Linked DNA regions of Homo sapiens: region 1 is linked to region 2. A link is a contact called in ENCODE Hi-C data. All regions are on one chromosome and are shown on one strand. Each heading gives the region's core, a stretch centred on a gene start or an enhancer-like site at or near the end of the contact. The rest is flanking DNA. Distances are from core to core; before and after follow the strand shown.

Region 1 (5,167 bases), core at 1-2,500, 6.0 Mb before region 2:
CCTAACTGGGACACAGACAGGAGGCAGGAAATGGGAACACAGGAACCGACAGTCTCCTGATTTGCCCCTCCTGCCAGCAGGCCTGCCTCCGTCTCCCTGCCCATGCTGAGGGCACAGGCACCCAGGAACTAGCAGAAAAAGATCCTTGTCCCATTCTTGGCCTAGCTGGAAGGACAGCTGATGGCTCATCAGCCCTGGTGAGTGTTTCCACTGTGCTGGGGAAAGTAGGCAAGCAAAGGTCAAAATCAGATTCCCTGTGCTGGGGAGGCACCTGGGCTGTCAGTGTCCTTTCCAGCCGGGTTCTGGATATAGAGGGCCATACTTATGTGGAACATGCTACCTGCCCCCATCCCCAAGCAGAGAGCACCTCCTCCTCTTCTTTTGCACATAGGTGGGCTGTTCTTTGGGGTGAGGGGTAGGGCTGACCTGAAAAGTAGACGCCACAACAGACAGGCAAGCATCTTCCTGGTTCTTCAGAGCTCAAGAAAAAAACCACCTTTTCCCCCAGGAGTCAGCCCACTCATCCCCTTCCCCCACTTCCACCGTGCCCGCAGCCAGCTTGGTGAGCGATGCTAGTGTAGGCCAGAAAGCTTCCAAGCGGGTCAGACCTGCTCCTCTCTCATCAAAGCCCTCCGCCCCCAAACATCGACGCTGCGCCCCTCGCCCCACCCATCACACGTTCTGTGTGCCCGAGGCGGCTGCCAGGCGGGCCCAGGCGGCTCTCGCTGGCCCTGGGGGAGGTGACGGTGGTCACGGCGGCAGAGGCAGGGGCCAGCGCTCTGCAGTACCTGGACTCGAGGATGTCGCCGCTGCCGGGCTCGCGGCCGCTGCAGGTGTCTCCGGTCCCTGAGATTAGCACCGCCTCCTCCCGGGCTGGCGGCTCCGGCCCAGGCCGCGCACCTGCTGCTGCGGCTCCCCCGCCGCCGCGCCGGAGCTCCGCGATGTGCCCGCGCCTCCCGGGCAGAGGGTCCGTGCCGCGGGACGCACGGTGGGTCCGAGGGGGAAAGGGGCCGCGTGGGGCCTGAGGCCGGGCCTCGGGCTAGCCCGGGCACAGCGCCGAGCGCCCCCCGCGGGCCGGGAGAGGGGGCGGCCCTTCGCGCATCCTCACGGCCTCATCCCCGTCCCCGGCGGCATCCTAGTCCCCGTGCCCGGCCCGAGGCCTGCGAGGGCCGCTTACCTGGCTCTGCGGCGGGTCCAGGGGAGGGGCCTGAGGCTACCGCAGGGCCCCGCGCCGGGGCGCAGGATGCTCTGCCCCGCTCCGCTGCGCCGCGCTCGGCCCCGCCCCGGCCCCGCTGCTCCGCCCGCCGCGGCTCCGCCCCCACCCAGCGCCCGCCCCTTCGCCGCAGCGGCTGTCACACAAAGGGCAGGAAATGGCTGCGGCGAGGGTCTCTCCACGCTCTCCGCTGTACCGCCGGCGCACCCAGGACCTGCCTCTCGGTTTCGGAGGACCGCTCAGCCCCCAGGCTTCCTGCCCTGGGGGCGGGAAAGGGAGGGAAGGCTTCTTCCACGGCCTCCATCACCGGGAACCACACCTGCAGCAACCCGAGGACGAGAGCTTCGGCCGCGTTCGGATCTTATTGGCCCCACATGATTTCCAAGTGCTCTTTTATCAACCCAGTCTTTATTGATTACCTATCCTGTTCCAAGTACCGTGCCAGGACTTGGGTGTGCACTGGTGTACAAAAGACAGGGTCCTGCCCCCTTGGAGTTTTATCACCTGCCAGGAGAAACAGGTGTAAATTAACCTAGCAAACGTCCAGTTACAGCCCAAAGTGCTCTGAGGAGAAGGAGCAGGGTGAAGTGACAGAAGATGCAACTGGGGCTAGGGGAAGGGGCCTTCCACCAATTGAGCTTGGTCGCTGATAGGGCTCCTTCGCTTAAGAATAAGTTCTTCCGCTCCCTTCCAGTTCCCTGGAGAAGAGTCCCTGAAGCTGCCACCTCTTTTACAGGGGCCTGCCTCAACTTCATTCTGGAAGAATTGCCTAACGGACAAATAGGTGGCAGGAAGCACTGAGAGGACAGGTACCTTTCTCTTCAAGGCTTATCTGCCGTGTCGGGCTCTTTAAAGAAGCAATTATCTGCCCAGCGGTGGCTCACACCTGTAATACCAAAACTTTGGGAGGCCGAGGAGAGAGGATTGCTTGAGCTCAGGAATTGGAGACCATCCTGGGCAACTCAACGAAACTTCATCTCTACTAAAAATTAAAAAAAAAAAAAAATAGATGGGTGTGGTGGCATCCACCTTTTGTCCCAGCTACTCAGGAGGCTGAGGTGGGAGGATTGCTTGAGCCTGGGAGATTGAGGCTACAGTGAGCTATGATCCTGCCGCCGCACTCCAGACTGGGTGACAGAGTGAGACTCTGTCTCAAAAAAAAAAAAAAAAGAATGAAAGAGAGAGACGGGGGGAGAGAGAGAGAGAGAAAGGAAGAAAGAAAAAGAAAGAGAGAGAAAGAAGAGAAGGAAAGAAAGAAGAGAAAGAAAGAGAGAAAAGAAAAAGAGAAAGAAACAATTCTCATTGAAATCCAGCCTGGTAGGCCTTCAGACCAGGCTGAAGTCAGGCTGCACCAAATTCTAACCTTGAGACACCTGAGCAGGTCACTTCACCACTCTGCTCCACAGAGGTCACCGTATCTGCAACACAGGGAATAACAGTTGCCCTTTATACCTTACAGGGTAAATAATTTGAAAACATTTGAGACATTGTGGAGTGTATGTAGATATAAGGAGTGGTTTCCTAAGGCCCACAAATTTATACTTAATCACTCAGCTGTTCCTAATAAGGGCAATTTGTGGAGGAGCCCCGTTATTCAAGCTCCAGCAAAGGACTTGTGGAAGCCTTTGCTTTCCTTTACTGATCTCACCTTATTTCCCACGTGCTCAGAATCCATAATTCCTTGTGGTTTGATCTTAAATCGCTAATTCCAATTCAAATTGCTATTTCGGAAAAAAATGACTTATATATATATATATATACACACACATACATTTCTTCCCTGGTTCAGTGTGAAAAGCTGTGGGGGTGTTTGTGGAGGATGGGTTTAAAAACAGAACTGAGGTTTCCTTTTTAAAAAATGTTTCATTTTCCACCGTGATCCTTGGGATTTCAAGTTCAGTGATTACAAATACTTAACAATGAGAATCCCAATAAATCAGATTTTCATTCTAAGGGGCATATTATTGCAGATGGTATAGTTTTTTGGAAGACGTATTTCTCCCTGTTGTTCCTTCCCTGTCTTTTCACCTTCAGGAACAAGTTGCCTAAAAACAGAAAAGACTATTACATATATATTTGGTTAGATCTTAGGCAAAAATAACTCCGACCTCTGAGTTCTATTTGTGTATAAAGGAGAGCAGTATGGTCTTTTGAAGCCACTGTGTTGGAAATCCAGAGGCTTGCCTTTTGGTTCTAGTTTTGCAACTAACAGAAGAATGATCTTAGGCAAGGAGCCTCACCCCTGTTTCCTCACCTGTTAAGTGAAGTAAGTTGGATGCTCTCCAACTTCCCTCTGAATGTGGAAAATTACATGAGTTAAAGGGCACGTCCCTCCCAGGCTTAAGGCACTTCCCTAGCTCCCCACTGCCCCCCGATGAAGCCCAAACTCTCCAGTGGCCGGAGAGGGTCTTTAAGAGCTGGCAGCTATCTCTCCATGTGAACAAGCTTGCTGTGCTTCAGCTAAAAGGAACAGCTTTTAGTTCCTCAAACTTGCTGTGTTCTCTGTTGTGCTCGACATTCGTACATGCAAGGCTTCTTCAATGGCAGTTTCTGTCCCCCCATTCCCTCCCTCCACATTCCACACTTTTTCCCAGTTTACCTGATGAAGTTCTGTTCATCTTCCTGGTATTCCTCTAGATGTCGCTTCCTCCAAGATTCCTACATGTCTGGGTTAGCTTGAGATTAGTTGTCTATGTGTCCTTAGCTGCCTGGGCTCCCTCTATCACCCCACGTATTAGTCTGCATTATAATTGTCAACACACTTCCCTGTATTCCACCATGAGACCATAAAATCTAAGGGAGCAGGGATATGTCTGTCTTGCTTTCCCATTGCATCCTTGGAGCCTGGTACTTAACAGGAGTTCAGTAAAAATGGATGGAATGAACACCCATAGGTGACATTTTTAAACTTTGCCACTGAAATGTATAGCTGTCTGTCTACTGCCTTCAGATTTCCTTCACATCCAACCCCAAGCTGTGCATCAGCAATGAAATGGTAGAGGATATCAATAAGAATTGCTTTGGTACTTGCAAAGCTGTGGCCCACATGTTGTCCATGTGGCAACATTACCTTGTGTTTTAGAAAAGCTTCAAGTTATAATCCCAGCACTTTGGGAGGCCGAGGCAGGTGGATTGCCTGAGGTCAGGAGTTCGAGACCAGCCTGGCCAACATAGTGAAACCCAGTTTCTACTAAAAATACAAAAAATTAGCTGGGCATGGTGGCGAGCGCCTGTAATCCCAGCTACTCAGGAGGGTGAGGCAGAATTGCTTGAACCCGGGAGGTGGAAGTTGTAGTGAGCCGAGATCACACTGTTGCACTCCAGCCTGGGCAACAAGAGCAAAACTCTGTCTCAAAAAAAAAAAAAATATATATATATATATGTATTTTAAAACTATCAGGAGACCCTGCTTTATAGACACCAGTAATGAAGTATCTGGAATGGGCATGAAGGGAAAACATAAATAATGATAATAATAATAATGGCTAACATTTACCAAGTACATTACCTCATTTAATTTTTCGTAATTTTTCTATAAGGAAAATACAATCATTTTTCCCATTTTTATAATTGAGGCAATTAAGGTTTAATAATTTGCCCAAGGTAGTGAAGTCAAACCCATGCTTTTTACCACAATCTCATACAGCCTCACTTTCCCTCTTCCAAGCTAAGTCCATTTGTTTACTAATATGCTACCTTATTCTAAAAACATATTAAATGTAAGTTACAGGAATACATTATGTTAAAAAATTAAAAATCAGCAAGAAATTTTTTAAAAAGAAGGAAAAGAGTAGAGAGATGAGATGGAGAATCGAATGTACATAAGACCAAAATGTAAACAAAACAAAAATCAATCACAGCTCTACCTGCTATGAGCTTGCTAACACATTTGGTTCTAAGTATTTATGTGGGTGGCAGGAAAAGATAAACTTGATGGTCAGTTACAGAATTTAC
Region 2 (4,698 bases), core at 1,956-4,455:
ACCCAGGCTGGAGTGCGGTGGCGCAATCTTGGCTCACTGCAAGCTCTGCCTCCCAGGTTCACGCCATTTTCCTGCCTCAGCCTCCCAAGTAGCTGGGACTACAGGCACCCAACACCACGCCCAGGCAAATTTTCTGTATTTTTAGTAGAGAAGGGTTTCACCATGTTAGCCAGGCTGGTCTCGAACTGCTAGCCTCAAGCAATTCTCCCACCTCAGCCTCCCAAAGTGCTGGGATTACAGGCGTAAGCCAGTGTGCCCGCCCTCATTATTTAATATAAGAAAATGAAGCCAGGCTCAATGGCTCATGCCTGTAATCCCAGCATTTTGGGAGGCTGAGGTCGGAGAATTGCTTGAGGCTAGGAGTTCGAGACCAGCCTTGGCAATATAGTGAGACTCTCTATAAATTTTGTTTGTTTGTTTTTTTGAGATGGAATCTCACTCTGTTGCCCAGGCTGGAGTGCAGTGGCACGATCTCTGCTTACTGCAACCTCTGCCTCCCGAGTTCAAGTGATTCTCCTGCCTCAGCCTCCCTAGTAGCTGGAATCACAGGCATGCACCACCATGCTCGGCTAATTTTTAGTAGAGACGGCATTTCACCAAGTTGGCCAGCCTGGTCTTGAACTCCTGACCTCAGGTGATCCACCCGCCTCAGCCTCCCAAGGTGCTGGGATTACAGGCATAAGCCACTGTGTCTGGCCTACAAAAAAAAATTTTTTTTTTCTTTGAGAGGGAGTCTCGCTCTGTTGCCCAGGCTGGAGTTCAATGGCACAATCTAGGCTCATTGCAACCTCTGCCTCCCGGATTCAAGCAATTCTCCTGTCTCAGCCTCCTGAGTAGCTGAAACTACAGGCACACATCACCACATCCGGCTAATTTTTGTATTTTTAGTAAAGACAGGGTTTCACCATATTGGTCAGGCTGGTCTCGAACTCCTGACCTCAGGTGATCCATCCACCTCAGCCTCCCAAGGTGCTGGGATTACAGGCATGAGCCACTGTGCCTGGCCTACAAAATTTTTTTTTTTTAAATTAGCTAGGCTTGGTGGCAGGCACTTGTGGTCTCAGCTACTCGGGAGGCTCAGGTGGGAGGATCACTTAAGCCTGGAAGACTGAGGCTGCAGTGAGCCATGATCACTCCACCGCCCTCCAGCCTGGGTGATATTGCAAGATCCTGTCTCAAAAAAAAAAAAACTGTTTTAAAATTTCAAAATCTCACCAATACAGTGGTAGTCACTCAATTTTTTTTTTTAATGAAAATGAGTTTGTTATGTTTTGTAACACAAAAAATTCATCTTCATCAGTATTTTTGCTGGTTATGTGGCATTCTATTTTTATGGATATAGCATAATGTATTTAACCAACCTTCTTTTCTTGGCTGTTTAGGTTGTTTTGGGTTCTTTGTTTTTAATCATGAGCACTGTTCCAATAAACATTGTTAATTTTAGTATAATTTAAGTATATCCTGTTTCTTCAGTACCTGTGGAGCACGTCCTATGGCAGGGGTTCTCAAACTTTAGCCCAGGCCAGACATGAGTGGAGTGCTTATGAAGCCATAGATTCCTAAGCCCCATCCCCAGAGTTTAGGCCAGGGGTGGGGCCCGAGAATTTGCATTTCCAACAAAGGCGGCTGGTAGTGCTGACACTGCTGATTTGGGAATCACACTTTGTGAGCCACCATTCTCTATTATACTTGCTTTTGAGAACCTAATAACACGTTTCCTTAGTTTCCTTTCTTACACACTTTTGCAATTGGTTTTGTACCCTATGGAGGGAGCAATTTTTTTGAGGTCTCATATTCTTTCCCCATTCATGACTCTAAGCCGTTTTCACAGCACACCTTTCCAAGAGTTTTGGGCCTGACTTTAATATTCCAATATACACGCAAATAGGCATACACACTGATTTTCAAAATTGGTTATCTTTTTCCTGCATTGCCATTTCAGAAACCTCAGCTAATAACAAAGAGAAGATAAACAAAAGCTCCTTTTCCTAGACACTGACATTTTATGTCCCATAGTCACCATACCTGGCCTGCCTCAAGAGGTTGTTGTGATGAATAACATCTATCCAAGATGGATAGAGTCAAATATTACAGATGCTTGTGAGGTGGAAAAAACTATCAGCCCAGAAGTGAGGAGGCATTAAAATTAAACTTAGTATTATTGGCCAGGTGTGGGATCCCAGGACTTTGGGAGGCCGAAGCGGGCGGATTACCTGAGGTTGGGAGTTTGAGATCAGCCTGGTCAAAATGGTGAAACTCTGTCTCTACTAAAAATACAAAAATTAGTTGGGTGTCGTGGTGCATGCCTGTAATCCCAGCTACTGGGGAGGCTGAGGCAGGAGAATCACTTGAACCTGGGAGGCAGAGGTTGCAGTGAGCCAAGATCGTGCCACTGCACTCTAGCCTGGGCAATAGAGCGAGACTCTGTCTCAAAAATAAATAAATACAATAAACTTAGTATTATGATTTATTTGTAGGCCATTGAGTCAAAGTTTAGGTTCTGGAGTTAGAACTGTATTCTGTGCAGTGGCTCATGCCTGTAATCCCAACGCTTTGGGAGGCCAGGGTGGGAGGATCGCTTGAGGGCGGTCGTTCAAAATCAGACTGGAAAAAAGAAAAGAATTTGGTTGGGTATGGTGGTGAGCCTCTGTAGTCCCAGCTACTCAGGAGGCTGAGCTGGGAGGCTCGCTTGAGCCCAGGAGTTTGAGGCTGCAGTGAACTATGATAGCGGCAAAAAAAAAAAAAAAAAAGGAACTGGATTCTATCTGGGCTGTGGTAACTTACTAGCCATGTGACCTTAGGCAAATCATGTTGCATCTCTGAACACCATTTTCCTCACCTGTAAAATGGAGGAAGTAATACCTTTGTTGCACTGATATGGCAAGAAATAGAAATAAAATGTATAAAACAACTGGGACAAAAACAGCCCTCAATGAATGATAGTTGTTAGTTTATCAAATAATTGCTTTAATTATTTTTTCCCCCGGCCCTTTCTTAGCTGAGGGTTCGGAAAAGCATCTGTTGCTCCTTGAGGTTTTCTTTTCTTCTGCCCTGACCAGAGCTTCCTATTATTTAGAAGGATTCTGGTCACCTGCCTCTGGTGGCGGCGCCGCTGGCCCTGCGGGCTACACTGAGGCCCCGCTCTTCGGGTATTTACGGCGGGCGGCCGCCCCAGCTCAGGCTCAAGACAGCGCTTCCAGGTTCAGTTTCAGGGTCTCGCCGGCAGCCCCAGCCGGCGGGCGCGGAGCGGGCAGCGGGGCCCGGATCGCAGGCTCCTCTGGGGGCCCCGGAGTTGGGAAGCGGCGTCCGGGAGCCCCCGGAGGAGGATGGGCTGCAGACACAGCAGGCTGAGCAGCTGCAAACCCCCGAAAAAGGTAAAGGGCGCCGGCGGAGAAGTTTGCTTTCAGAGGAGAGGGGAGTGCGGAATCGCTCCGCCGCAGAGGACTCGGCGCCCCGGGCTCTCTCTGGTCGGCCCGGGATACCGGACGGAGAACCTGGAGAGGCCAGCTCAGAGACGAGGGAGGCTCTGCTGGGAGGCGCCCTTTACCCCGGCCCGAGCCGCACCAAGCAGCCGAGTTTACAAACACGGCACCCGGGCCAGGGAAAGGCAGCTGATTCCCGCTGCCTCGGGTGGGGAGATGTCGTGTGTCTGTGGCAGGTGCCCTCTGCTTTCGGTCTGGGGCTGTTCGCTGTGTGGCCATGGACAAGTGACTTGACCTCTCTGGGCCTTCGGCTTCCTCCCCCCGGGGGTTAAAGGCTGATAATCTCAGGGCTGCTCGAAGAGTGTTCCACAGACTCGCAGTATCAGCATCCCTGGGGACCTGTCAGAAATGCAGAATCTCAGGCTCAGGCCCAGTCTTGCCAAGACAGAAGCTGCCTTTTAACAATATGCCCAGGTGATGACGCTTTAAAGTTTGAGGCGCTGGTCTTAGGGCTCTTGCAGGCCCCAGAGCTGGTGAGTGTGGGCTGCCCTTGGGGTAGCTGGGAGGGGCCAAAGAGGGAGGAGATCTACTGCGTTCTGTGGCCCTCTCCTCCCTTCCTGTCCTTCCCCCAAGGGGCCTTGGAGCTGGGTCAGGGCCCAGGGGACAATTCTCAGGTTTCTTGCAGTGAGACCAGCTGCCCCTTGGGGTCTGACGAGCCCAGAAGGTCAGAGCCTGGAGCTAGAAAGATAGCCTCCTCAGGGGACACTGTGAGGCAGAGGGGAAGAAGGACCCTCAAATTCTGGCCCCTTTTCTTACCACTACCTGCCCCCTAGCCAGGTGGGACTAGGTGATCCCTTAAACTTTATCATCATTCCCCCTTGAGACCTTGAGAGGCCCCAAACTGTGACAGTGTTTAATAGTTTTGCAATGAACTTTAGTCCTCCCTCTGCTCCTGCTTTGCTTGTGCCCTGAGTACAGGTTTTTCTGCCTAACAGTAGTCCTAGCCTGGAGGATTCTACTCCCTTCTCTGACACCTCCTGGCTTTCCTTGCTCTCCCTTTATTACCAGATTGAAATTCTCACCAACTCCTGACCTAGAAACCCTCATGTCTTTACTCACTCCAACAGGGAAACTGAGGCTTGGCTCTATCAGTAGAAGGAAGGGGCTGGCTGACAGGGATGACAAGGCGGAGAGACCTGAGCCTTGGCTGAGACTTGTAACTGAGCAAGTGGTAGGCAGACATTAGCCCTGGGTGTAAGTCCTGGTGGTGCCATAA

Evidence for each region. A loop is a pair of places that touch in the nucleus more often than their neighbours do. Pooled maps may share reads with other maps.
Region 1: a map with no recorded cell type shows a loop between it and region 2 (4-fold over the local background). The contact joins the promoter of CYFIP2 here to the promoter of CCDC69 in region 2. A Hi-C loop is called at or near these places in 5 of 37 single-sample maps with no recorded cell type and 8 of 50 pooled maps.

The regions. Positions count from the first base shown.
Region 1 is chr5:157,262,206-157,267,372 of GRCh38, reverse strand. It overlaps CYFIP2 (cytoplasmic FMR1 interacting protein 2), which reads right to left and starts at 1,250. Exons shown (of 31, transcript NM_001037333.3): 1 at 1,178-1,250. RefSeq lists an enhancer at 34-143 and a silencer at 824-1,343.
Region 2 is chr5:151,222,599-151,227,296 of GRCh38, reverse strand. CCDC69 (coiled-coil domain containing 69) reads left to right here and starts at 3,205. Exons shown (of 9, transcript NM_015621.3): 1 at 3,205-3,374. The coding sequence starts at 3,327. LOC105378230 (a long non-coding RNA gene) reads right to left here. Exons shown (of 4, transcript NR_160730.1): 4 at 2,947-3,821. RefSeq lists silencers at 1,475-1,769, 3,253-3,332 and enhancers at 3,453-3,652, 3,673-3,782.